2 separate regions of the Homo sapiens genome follow, and region 1 is linked to region 2. A link is a loop called in an ENCODE intact Hi-C map of the cell type or tissue named here. Cell type or tissue: Caco-2. All regions are shown on one strand. Links, peaks and the distances in the headings refer to the core of each region. The heading gives the core; the rest is flanking DNA.

Region 1 (5,162 bases), core at 385-2,884, 140 kb after region 2:
TTCATTTGCACTGCAGGTGATTTGCATGGGAAACTGGATGATCTTTTTTTGATCTTCTACAAGGTAAATGATGATTTTGCTAAATATTAACATTTTTCTTGGGGGAGGGCAGTCTTAGGGCAGATAACAATATTAGTTTTACTAGAGATATGTACTAATACAGATATAATGTTACTGTTTTTAACCAGGAGGCTCAAAGATTTGTAGAGCCATATCTTTTTTTTTTTTAACACACATCTCATAAATTTTTAAAAAATTGTACTTTGGGTCTTCATTCTACATTATTGTTGTCTGTGTATCCATTAGGATTTGTACCGGATTGTATTTATTGTCTTTATCGCATCATAAATGTCTAGATGGTACAGGATGGGGAGGGATGCAGTCTGTTTTATTTTAATTTTGTTCAGGGATGAGCATGTCACATACCAGTCTTCTCTTCCAGTGCACACTAATTATGCATGAGTGGAGTTGCTTATGATAAGGAATAAGTTCCAGCATGCTCTCTTTTCTCCCCTGATTCGCCATCCATGGGCTCAGTTGTTCTTCCAATGCTGTGCCTCCTCTTCATTTATTGCATTTGGCTTGTGAGAGCCAGCACAGAGGGCACAAGACTGCTTGGCCAGCATGGATTTTCTCTGCATCTCTTTGATTGGATTTTTTTCTGTCTCTGGGCCAAGAGTTACAGCCTGAATGTTTGCTTCAGGGATGGCTGACTGCATATGGAAAACTGATCTTGAGATCCCTGCCTTCACAGCGGTTACCCCTTTACACTGGTCTTCTGAATGTCTCTTTTTGATTAATGCATTTATTGTTCATCTACTCCTGTGACCCCCACAACTAGCATGTCAAATAATTGGGCGTAGCGTAGGTATCTCAGATGGGTGGAAAGAAAATATATTCTGATTATTATTGTTACCAGAAAGGGGTCCCGATCCAGACCCCAAGAAAGGATTCTTGGATCTCGCACAAGAAAGAATTCAGGGTGAGTCCATAGACTAAAGTGAAAGCAAGTTTATTAAGAAAGTAAAAGAATAAAAGAATGGCTACTCCATAGACAGAGCATCCCCAAGGGCTGCTGGTTGCCCATTTTTATGGTTATTTCTTGATGATATGCTAAACAAGGGGTGGACTATTCATGCCTCCCCTTTTTAGACCACATAGGGTAACTTCCTGAGGTTGCCATGGCATTTGTAAGCTGTCATGATGCTGATGGGAGTATAGCCGTGAGAATGACCAGAGGTCACTCTTGTTGCCATCTCGGTTTTGGTGGGTTTTAGCTGGCTTCTTTACTGCAACTGTTTTATTAGGTTGGTGCAAAAGTAATTGCGGTTTCTGCGTGCTCTGGTTCAAACACCTCTAACATTATTGTTCCTGGACCAAACTGAGGGTTGGGCTGCTATTTCTCATGGCCCAATAACGAGATACAGATGAACTGGGAAGGAAGAGAGTTTTTATTTCTGTAAGTGGCTCCAGGGAGAAGGCCTGGAAATTATCACCAGACCAACTCAAAATTAGAAAGTTTTCCAGAGCTTATATACCTTCTAAGCTATATGTCTACGTGTAAGTGTGCACTCATCTAAAGACGTAAGTGATTAACTTCTTTTCATCTATAACTAAGGTCTGAGTCCTGAAGACCTTCCTCTGGAGCCTCAGTAAATTTACTTAATCTAAATCGGTCCAGGTGCTGGGGTGATTACCCTTATCTTGTCTCCTGCTAAATCATGGAGGTTTGCAGAGTTCCTTCAGACCCCCAATCAACTTGTTTGTGGAGGCCTGGGGAGTTTCTTCACATCCCCAGTAAAACTTGTTTAATCCTAAATAGGTCCTGTTAAGAATTCCTTCGTTATCTTGCCATGCTTTAACGCCCAGGAAAGGCCTAGACAAAACTCTTGGTGGGCTTTTGTTACATTCCAGCCTTTGTATAGGGCACTGGCTCTTTGAGCTTTTAATATTTAACTGAACCACTCAGTCAGTACTGAGACAGTTGTTATGGAGGCCTGCGTTAGTGAGACCTGGCCTGCCACATTTTGATGACCAATCAGTTCCACTCTTTGAGGCTGTGAGAGCTTGAGTAAGCCATACAACCTCCATGAACTGCAATTTTTTTTTTCAGCTGCAATATTATCTTGAGCTTCCACCCCATAAGAGGTTGTATTCTGGATAAAATAAGTATCCAAAAGCATTTTTAAAATAATAAATTATAATAGAAACACAAGGTTTTCACTTCATGCATTAGATTAGCAGCTTGGAAGGGAAGAGGACAGGCCAAACCAGGAGTGGGTAGAGCCAGCACCTAGGAAGAGGTTCCGTTGAGACTTCAGCAGGCCCAAGCCAGGACGTAGAGTGTGACTGTCAGAGAGTGTCAGGAGGTGTCCCAAGTAGCAGATTGGTGTAGGAAGTCCAGGCGAAGGTTTGCTGGCAGGGAGCCGAGGGGGCTGGTGAAAGAGCAATTCTGGACATCAGCCACAGAATCTAAGCTGGGTAGGGAAGGAAGAGAAGCCAGGATGGGCCAGTCAACTGGGAGAAGTAGGAGGGTAGTAGGACTGGAATGCTGACCGACTGTGTCAGGGAGCAGGCTGACTGCAGTGAGGGCCTTAGGAGGTAGGATGGTGGGAAGTGCAGGGGGAGCAGTCCCAGGGCAAGGGATGCCCTGGGGTGGAGCCTAGAACATGGGCAGCCCAAGCCATCGAAAGAGAGTATTGGCGATGAGGTGGGCAAGGACCTGGAAAGCAGGTGTGTTCAACAGTGGGGGGCACCACGTGGACCCAGATGAGGAGCAGGGGAAGGAAGTTTAGTCAGAGGTCATGGGCCTGAAAGGAGGGTGGTGGGGTGTTTCTCTGTGAGCAGCCCTGGGGGCAAGCAGAGCCTCCCCTGCTCCTGGGCCTGAGGTGGGTGTCCTGGGGATGGGTGGGTCCTTTCCTTCAGAAGGGCTGCAGGAGTCAGGAGTGCTGCTGTGCTCTGGAGGAAGCCCAGGCCTATGGAGGAGAGAAGCCTTTCTGAATAAGTTGAAGGTGGAAGGGGCTTCATTGACCATGAAATGGAGATTCTACTGGCCCCACTGGAGTGCCATGGGAAAGGTGGAAGGATGGACAGGGGATGGGATTTATTTAATTTGGGACGTAGCTCCACACCAAATGTTCAGAAGTGCGGTCCGGCTATTGTTGACAATTACAATGTGAGGAAGGAGGAGGGGGCAGGGCATGTGGAGAACAACAACAAACCTGGTCATTCTTTATCTAGAGTCTTGAGAAATATATAAAAGGGCAAATAGTTGAGTAAATTAAATCGGGAACGTAGTCACTAAATTCCAAGGCATTTAGAAAAGAAAATTTCTTTATTTCGTATGAAAGTGCGATAAGGGATAGGACTCTGGAGTAGACAGATGAGAAAAGAGAATTCTAACATATTTCTTTAATTCTGTCTGCAAAACTATATGGAACATATAAAACTGGAAGGTGCTAATGTAAAGATTGAACAGGAGGAGGTGGGTGGTAAGAAGTACTATAAAAGGAACTAAAGGTGAAAATATAGCATTCAAATGCAAGCAAGATATATTTGGAGAGCTAACCAATGACAGTGCTAAGGAAATGGAGATTGCTAGCCCAGTGATGAAAGACTAGGGCACTATTATATTTAGGATGGATTTGGGTAGAGAGGTGAGAGGGATGTCTGGAAAACAGAAGTGTGCAAGAGCCATGGATTAGAATTCTGGCAGGCGTGAGTGAGAAGAAGGTAAAATGCATCTTGGACATGGAGTGAACCACATACACCAGAATCTCGAAACTGCCTGGTTTAAGTGGGGAAACCGAGGGAAGAGCCATTGATGACAGCAAGTTTCCACTTTAAGAAACTGAAAAGAGATCTAGTGTACAACACGAGGACTATAGGTAATAAAATTGTACCATATATGGGATTCATGCCAAATGAGTAGATTTTAGCTGCTATTGCCACAAAAAAACAAAAATTGGATAACTATGTCAGATGATGGATACTTTAATTTGCTTCACTATAGTAACCTTTTTACTATATGTATGTATTCTGTAACATCATGATATATTATACCTTGAATGTACATGGTAAAATTTATTTTTTAAAAAAGAAGAAAATAGCAACAATGATAAAGCAATGGGGAAAATAGCTGATCAATAATATCATTAGTATTTTCAACAGCGGTACAGCAGAAAACCCGGAAACTATATTATTATTTTAAAGGAATTTATAATAAGTGAATAAATACATTACTTTCATTTATCTAGAAAAAGGAAAAAGGCCGGGCACAGTGGCTCATGCCTGCAATCCTAGCACTTCAGGAGGCTGAGGTGGACGGATCACTTGAGGTCAGGAGTTCGAGACCAGCCTGGTCAACATGATGAAACCCCTGTCTCTAATAAAAATACAAAAATTAGCCAGATGTGGTGGTGCGTGCCTGTAGTCCCAGCTACTCAGGAGGCCGAGGCAGGAGAATCGCTTGAACCCGGGAGGTGGAGGTTGCAATGAGCCAAGATCGCACCATTGCACTTCAGCCTGGGGGACAAGAGCAAAACTCTGTCTCAAAAAAAAAAAAAAAAAAAGAAAAAAGAAAAAAGAAAAAAAGAAGCTGGAAAGGTAGTGTACTTAATGGTGTCTCAGACGGGAGAATGACACGTAGAGCTTGGGGGTGATGGTGCTTGGTCGCTTAGCTTATAGCAAAAGAATGTCCTAAGTTAAAAGCAGGGAAATGAAAGGCTGGGACACAGAGATATCTGAGGAAGCCCCGACCATCTGATGATCTCTGATTTACCAAAGTCAGGATTTTGCCCTTTTCTGTCTTATTTATTTTTGTCTGCAGTTTAACTGGAGAATGATGATAGTTTGCATGGATGTACTGTGGCCTAAAAGCATGAATACAGGCTGTTCTGGAAACAGTGTTTCTATATAAATATAAATGACAGTGATACCCCACCTATCCCAATGTCAAACTTCAGCCTACTTTACTTACCTTCACTTACCACTCATATGTCCCAAACCCAGAATTAAGTAAAAAGGGTCTCTGAACGCTTGAAATTGTTGACACAAATCCAATGAACCCTACTCACAGGACAGGCCTTAGGCCTCTTACTCAAAGACCCATGAACCAGTATCAGTAAAACCTTCTCTCACGCAAGGTTCACATGAGTTTGCCT
Region 2 (6,516 bases), core at 2,134-4,633:
AGTCCCATGCCTGTGTGCCTGCTTACCACTTGTCTCATTGCCCTCCTCCCGTACTGTTTTGGTCCCAACTGCTGCTCTGGAGAAGGTGCCAGGTGACTGGATGAATAGTCCTTCTCAAAGCTTCTGTCTCTGAGATTGATGTGAACCCCCTATTTACCCTTCTTTTGTGCTGCTCCTCTTTACCCCACTCAGCACGAAGCTGCTGTCTTCCAGGTGGAATCACAGGGGCCAGAATGCGCAAATGAGGGAAATGACCAACCACACCCTTACCCATATGGCTCAGTTCCAGCTGTCAATGTATAACTCATTCTGCATTCCTTTATACAACACAGCTTTTCAAGTGCCTTTGTTCCAGCCAGCCTCTTTCCATCTGTCTCTGAGTCACTCTGTCAGCCTTTTCTCCCTTCCCTTTCTGTGTTAATTCTTTGGGTATGTATGTTTCTGCATAGCTTCTCGCTTGTTTTGTTTTTCCTCTCTGACATCCTTCTTTCTGTCTTTGGTGATGCAAACACACGCTTCGCTCCTAGTTTTCACCCACCAGTTCAAGGGTAATTTATTTCTTTTTTTCATTTGGCCTCTGGGATCTTTCTCTGCCTGGATCTTTGAAAATGTCCCAATCATTCCTCTATCCCCACCTGGGCTGTGGTTTATCCAGTGCCTCTTGAAAAGCCCCTGTAGAGGGTCTTTGGCCCATCTTCCCTGTGTCCTGGGGACCCAACGATGCAACATGCAAACTGCAAACATTGAGCTTTCCTTTTATTACCCTCCCCTTCTCACTTTCATCTTATTCACCGTTTCATCCTGCATAGATTCTCCTCTTACCATGCAAGATCCTACTTCCTCCTAGGACTGGTGTCTCAAGCCTTCATTTCCTCTTGTGCCAGCATTAACATTCTTACAGTAATGCCCATTCACATTCTGAGATGGCAGTCATGATGAATATGTCTTCCTTAAAGATTTGCTGGATTGGCAGAAAGCACTTTTACCCTCAACACACCTGTGGTATTTTGTGAGACTTTCATTCTGCTTGGTAAAAACTTCTACCCATTAATCTGAATATTCTGTTGTGCTTCTAGGTTGTGTTTTTGCAGATAGTATTGTGGAACGACATAGCTTTTTCATAAACGTATAATTCTTTAACCTCTAGAAGTTACAGAACGTTAAAAATAGTATTGCCATTTCTACTAGATGCTCTCTGAGGCTCCTTTCCATCCAGAGTCATGCTTTTGTGATTCCAGAAAACCCCACTCTTCTGCAGTGTTCCTTACCAATGGCAAGTGACTGAATGCTGTGTCTTGGAGTTTAGCTTACGACAGTCTGTCTTTAAGCCCCATGCAAGAGGGTTTCATCTCCTTAATTGCAAAAGAACTTGTCACAAGAAACTTTTACCAAATTCCCAGGGCCTAGGCCCAGTCTGTCATTGGGTTTAGAATGTTTTTCGCAACAATACAACACTACATTTAAAGACTCTTTTGGCTGGCCGCGGTGGCTCACACCTGTAATTCCAGCACTTTGGGAGGCTGAGGTGGGCAGATCACTTGAGGTCAGGAGTTCGAGACCAGCCTGGGTAACATGGTAAAACCCTGTCTCTACTGAAAGTAAAAAAATTATCCAGGCCTGGTGGTGCATGCCTATAATTTCAGCTACTTGGGAGGCTGAGGCAGGAGAATCACTTGAACCCGGTAGGTGGAGGTTGCAGTGAGCCAAAATCGCACCATTTTACTCCAGCCTGGGCAACAGAGCAAGACACTGTCTCAAAAATAAATAAATAAAAATAAAGACTCTTAAGTTTTCAACACTTACCCATTTCATCATGTCTGAAGTTTTCTGGCTTTCAAAATTATAAATGTATCATTCTGAGTTCAGAATACCTGGTGGTGTCAGTGGTATCAAGCTTAATGTCAGTATTTTCAGTTAGAAGCTTTTCCCCCCGCCCCGTGAAAGCTTTTTTTTTTTTTTTTTTAAAGAAACAGGGTCTTGCCGTGTTGCCCACACTGGTCTAAAACTCCTGACCTCAAGCGATCCTGTCCCAGCCTCCCAAAGTGCTAGGATTACAGGTGTGAGCCACTGCACCTGTCCCTACATTTTTTTCTTAACTATTTTTATTTAGTTTTAATAAATACATAAAAGGTTTAATAAGTAGGATATTTCCAGTTTCTGGCAAATTTTTACTTTCATTCAAGATGTTTTTATAGCTGTATTGATCTTTATGTTCAGTATCTTGACAAGTCGCTAATAATAAACTTGTCGAGCTGGTTTTTAAAAGGTAAATAGAAAAATGAAGGTAGGTGTTGAAAATGTTTTGCTCTTTCCCTTGTAGAGTTACAGAAAAGCCATCCTTTAAGCTGTGTACTTTTCATAATCTCAAACTCTGAGGTCTTCAACAGCATGGAAATAGTCTTGCAGCAACAGTTACAGGTCATATAATGCTCAAATTGCTCTTTTGAGTGAGCCTGTGCCAGAGGATAATCACTAACCATGGTTGATTAAATTTAGTTCCTCCTGTGCTTTTTTAGAGGCTCTTTACCCAAGTGTTTGATTCTTCCCGGCTATAGGAACCTAGTGTCATGCATTTTCAGTCCTTATTATATTTGTCACACAATGGCAAGAAAATGATTGAAAAATCAATATGATAAAAATGTCTTCTCATTTAGGAAAAGTCCTGAAAATATTAGTCATTCAGAGCAACTCAAGGAAAAAGAGAAGCAAGGATTTTTCAGGTCAATGAAAAAGAAAAAGAAGAAATCTCAAACAGTAAGTAGATGACCAGTTTCTATATATAATAACATGTTTCTGCATTATTCAATGGATACTTTACACTTTGCACTTGGCAATCAAAGTTGATTGTTTTCTTATTGAGACTTGACATTTTTGCACTGTATTATGTCTCTTTCTGAAATTCTTTACAACTATCCTCTCAACAGAGCCTTTTCTACATTCAACAGAATCTCCAGGAATAGAAGAAATTTAATTTGGATGACAGAGAACACTTTAAGCCTTTCTCAATATACTTCTTATCTATGTGGGCTTATATTAATGTAAAAACTTTGAAGACACAGGATTTGTTTCTCTCTGGGGATTTAAAGATATGCATAAACTTAGGAAATGGGTTTTGGTTTACTTTTAAATGTTGAAATTTGTAAATAACCATCATTCCTTATTCTCTCCTGGCTGGTTACAGAATTCCTACGTTGCCAGGTGTGTTTCTGAGTTATATAGTCACAAAGATCGTATCTGGGATTTTAGGGCTTGCGTTAGAAGGAAAATATGTTTGCCTTTTGATCGCGCTGTGGGTTGGAATGCACCTTATCTCCTGGGAGCCCTTTGCCTGAACAAAGAGCTGGCTCCATGGGACCGTTCACATCACTTCACTGAACCACCCAAGCAAGGATCCTGCTGGTTTAGTGACATGAGAACCTTGGGGAAACCCGGCCTGTAGGACAGCAGCAGGAGTAGTTCTTCCCCTAGATGAGGCTGCATCCCCCTTTTCTTTATGACAACTTCAAGGCTAAACAAGGTAGAGTTAGCCGTTTTTATTTATTTATTTATTTTAGAGACAGGGTCTCACCCTGTTGCCCAGGCTGGAGTGCAGTGGCATGATCTCAGCTCCCTGCAACCTCTACCTCCTGGGCTCAAGTGATCTCCCACCTCAGCCTCCCAAATAACTGGGTGCACGCCATCACACCCAGCTAATTTTTTGTATTTCTTGTAGAGACAGGGTTTCACCATGTTGCCCAGGCTGGTCTCGAACTCCTGAGCTCAAGCAATCTGCCCACTTAGGCCTCCCAAAGTGCTAGGCATGAGCCACTGTGCCTGGCCTAGTTAGCCATTTTGAATGGTTTTGGTTCTAGTTTTACTTCATACGTAATTTATTCTTATTTATTTGAAGAGGAAAAAGACACAATCAAAATGGCCTGTTCAGATGGACTTCACTGATTTCATCTATAAGTTTAGTAGATTAGACCCAGTGTTTCTGAGGCCCTTTCTATTATGAAAATTATAGAATTATGACTCAATGGGAAGTAGATTAGGTAGATGTTCATAGCAATGTGTATAAATAACCTGAAGTAAGCATTTTTATCTCACAGATGTTCTAGAAATGTTAACAAATACCTTCCTAGATAATCTTTCTAGATCATTCTTTCACTTGCTTGCTTGTTAAATTTATGTATTTCCTTATAAAATAAATATGAGTTCATTATAGAAAATTTGAGAAAAAGAAAAAGATCGTTTTAAATCTTAATACCCTACCACAACTAGTATTAGGATTTTGGTATATTTTCCTCCAGCTGTTTAGCCTATGCATATGTTTGTGGCAAGAAGGTGGGGTTTTTTTTTGTTTGTTTGTTTTTTAAGTTTTAAATTAGAGCAATCCTTTTAGTACGATTTTGTATTCTGGCTTTTAACAGTTTATCTATCTATATCTACATGCACAGAATATGTATGTTACTACAAATACTTTATTATCTTCAATCCTAATGGCTGCATAATATTTCTGAAGTAGTCATTAAAAAAACTGCCCATATTTTTAACTGAAGCTTACTTTTAAAGTGTCAAATCAAAATGCCACTCAGTCAGATACTACTATAATTGTTACTTAAACTGGGTGAACAAATAGACCTGATTTAACATAGGAATACTTAAAATGTTTAAAGTGTTAATAAAACTTTTATCATTGTCTGTAGAACATGTTTCTCTATCATGAGCGTTAAACTTTGGCTACCTCCTGACCACTGTTATTTTTATTTTGTGGTTTTTGTTCTAAACCACAGGTCTCCTGGCATTGTGGGGTGATTAAGTGGTAGAAAGTAGGAAAGATTAAGGAATTGAAGGTGTTTTTGTATATAGATTTAGATTTTGATGTTTACTGTAGAGCAACATTAAACCTAAAGTCCCTGGCTCACTGTGGCACAAGTAGAGTATACATGTTGGCTGACTTTATTATTCAGAATTTAGTTAAATTTTAGATATTTTAGTAATATAGATTAGAGTAAAAAGGAAAATAACCATTCTCTAACATCCTCTCGACTTAAACTTTTTATTAGGTTTTCATAAGTTTCCTTTTTGATATTAAAGTAACTGTAGAATATCTCTGCATAGGCCATAATGCCTTAAGCTTTACCAACCCAAAAGTTGTTTGTATCTCTGCATCTTTTAATTAAATGAAACATAAAATTTAAGGGCTTTGGGATTTCCAAAGAGCGCTCAGTACAGCCTTCCAAACCTCAGAGTCCTACGCCTGACATTGGGTTAACTCTGCCTACTTTGAATGAGCATTTAAACTGTTAATAGTTTTTCACTTTCTAGAACTCAGCAAAAAGAAACTACATAGAATAAGCTTCAAAAGATTTAAGGCATTGTGGCCTTTGCATAAGATTCCAAAAGAATGAAAATCTGATGCCCAGTGTACATAGAGACGCATGACATGTTAAAGCTGAGGTGGATCCTAAATCTAGTTGAATTTTTTTATTCACTGGTATAGGAACTGAGCCCAAGCAAGTTGTGGGCTTGCTTCAAAGCCCAAAAATCACATAATCAACTGGGAGAACCAGAACTGCGTTCTCCTAAATACCAAGTCCAGGCTCAATTCATACCATGGACCCGCCTCTGTGGGGAGCCTCTAGGAGCTCTCCTCTGGCCTCTTCAGCGATGCAAGTTAAACTCTTCCTCGAGGTTCCTGTCATTGGAACAAGAAAATTTGTGGGATGTTTTACTCAAATCCCTTTTTACATATACCCTTAAAAGATTACCTAAATACTTGAATACCTTCATAGACATTCTAGTTCTCTGACAATTGAGATATCCAAAACAGGGAAAAGTGGTGACAAAAAAAAATAATTCTGTATTGTAAAGGTGCCTGCTTCGACTCAAGCAAATCTGGAAGCTGCCTTGGGAAATCTGGCTTTGGTTACATATCCAGAGTTACATAAGTCCTCAGAGCATATGGTGACTTTGCCAACTTGGTAATTGTATCCTAGTTAGTTAGTATCTCAACTTGTGATGATGCTTCCATTTAAATATTGAAATTTCTGTTTCTTCTCTTTGAAAACCAGTATCTGAATTGTGCTAGATGTTTTCCATTGGGTAAATATTTCTAGCAGTACAGAACAAGGCCTCTTACTCAACATTAGTATCCCACCACAGTGATCAATACCTCTTCCTAGTGATGTTTTCAGGCTTAAAAGTTGACCAAATTCGAAAGGGTTTCCAGTATGTTGGGATTTTTTTTCTCCTAATAGGCAAATTACATGGTAGATTTTTTACTTGCTGAAGTCCTCTCTAGCAATTAGGAGAAGATTGAAGTTTATCAGTAGCTCTTTAACACAGTTCTTTATAACCATATTTCTGATAGTAAGTAAAAATTATTTAACGTTTTATAAGCTTAATGTGAGTAGGTGTGTCTAGGTCTCTTGGCATTCCTACTAGAGGTATTGATCATGATCTCACATTATATACTTAGAAGAAGTTTGTGCTTGTCTTGAATTTGCATTATTGACATCTTCACATCCAGGTGAG

Evidence for each region. A loop is a pair of places that touch in the nucleus more often than their neighbours do. Peaks named below come from ENCODE experiments on the same cell type or tissue, not always from the same donor. Only the 100,000 strongest peaks of a DNase experiment are listed, where the experiment ranks them.
Region 1: it touches region 2 in a loop (8-fold over the local background); 1 of 110 quality-filtered maps calls a loop at or near these places.

The regions. Positions count from the first base shown.
Region 1 is chrX:18,761,514-18,766,675 of GRCh38, forward strand. It overlaps PPEF1 (protein phosphatase with EF-hand domain 1), which reads left to right. Exons shown (of 16, transcript NM_001377996.1): 6 at 17-63. Among named protein-coding and RNA genes, the nearest start is that of PPEF1, 56 kb to the left of the region's middle. In Caco-2, for the core only: no CTCF peak of the experiment used is centred there; a DNase peak (open chromatin) is centred at 1,798.
Region 2 is chrX:18,617,213-18,623,728 of GRCh38, forward strand. It overlaps CDKL5 (cyclin dependent kinase like 5), which reads left to right. Exons shown (of 18, transcript NM_001323289.2): 16 at 2,655-2,754. Among named protein-coding and RNA genes, the nearest start is that of RS1, 52 kb to the right of the region's middle. In Caco-2, for the core only: no CTCF peak of the experiment used is centred there; a DNase peak (open chromatin) is centred at 3,339.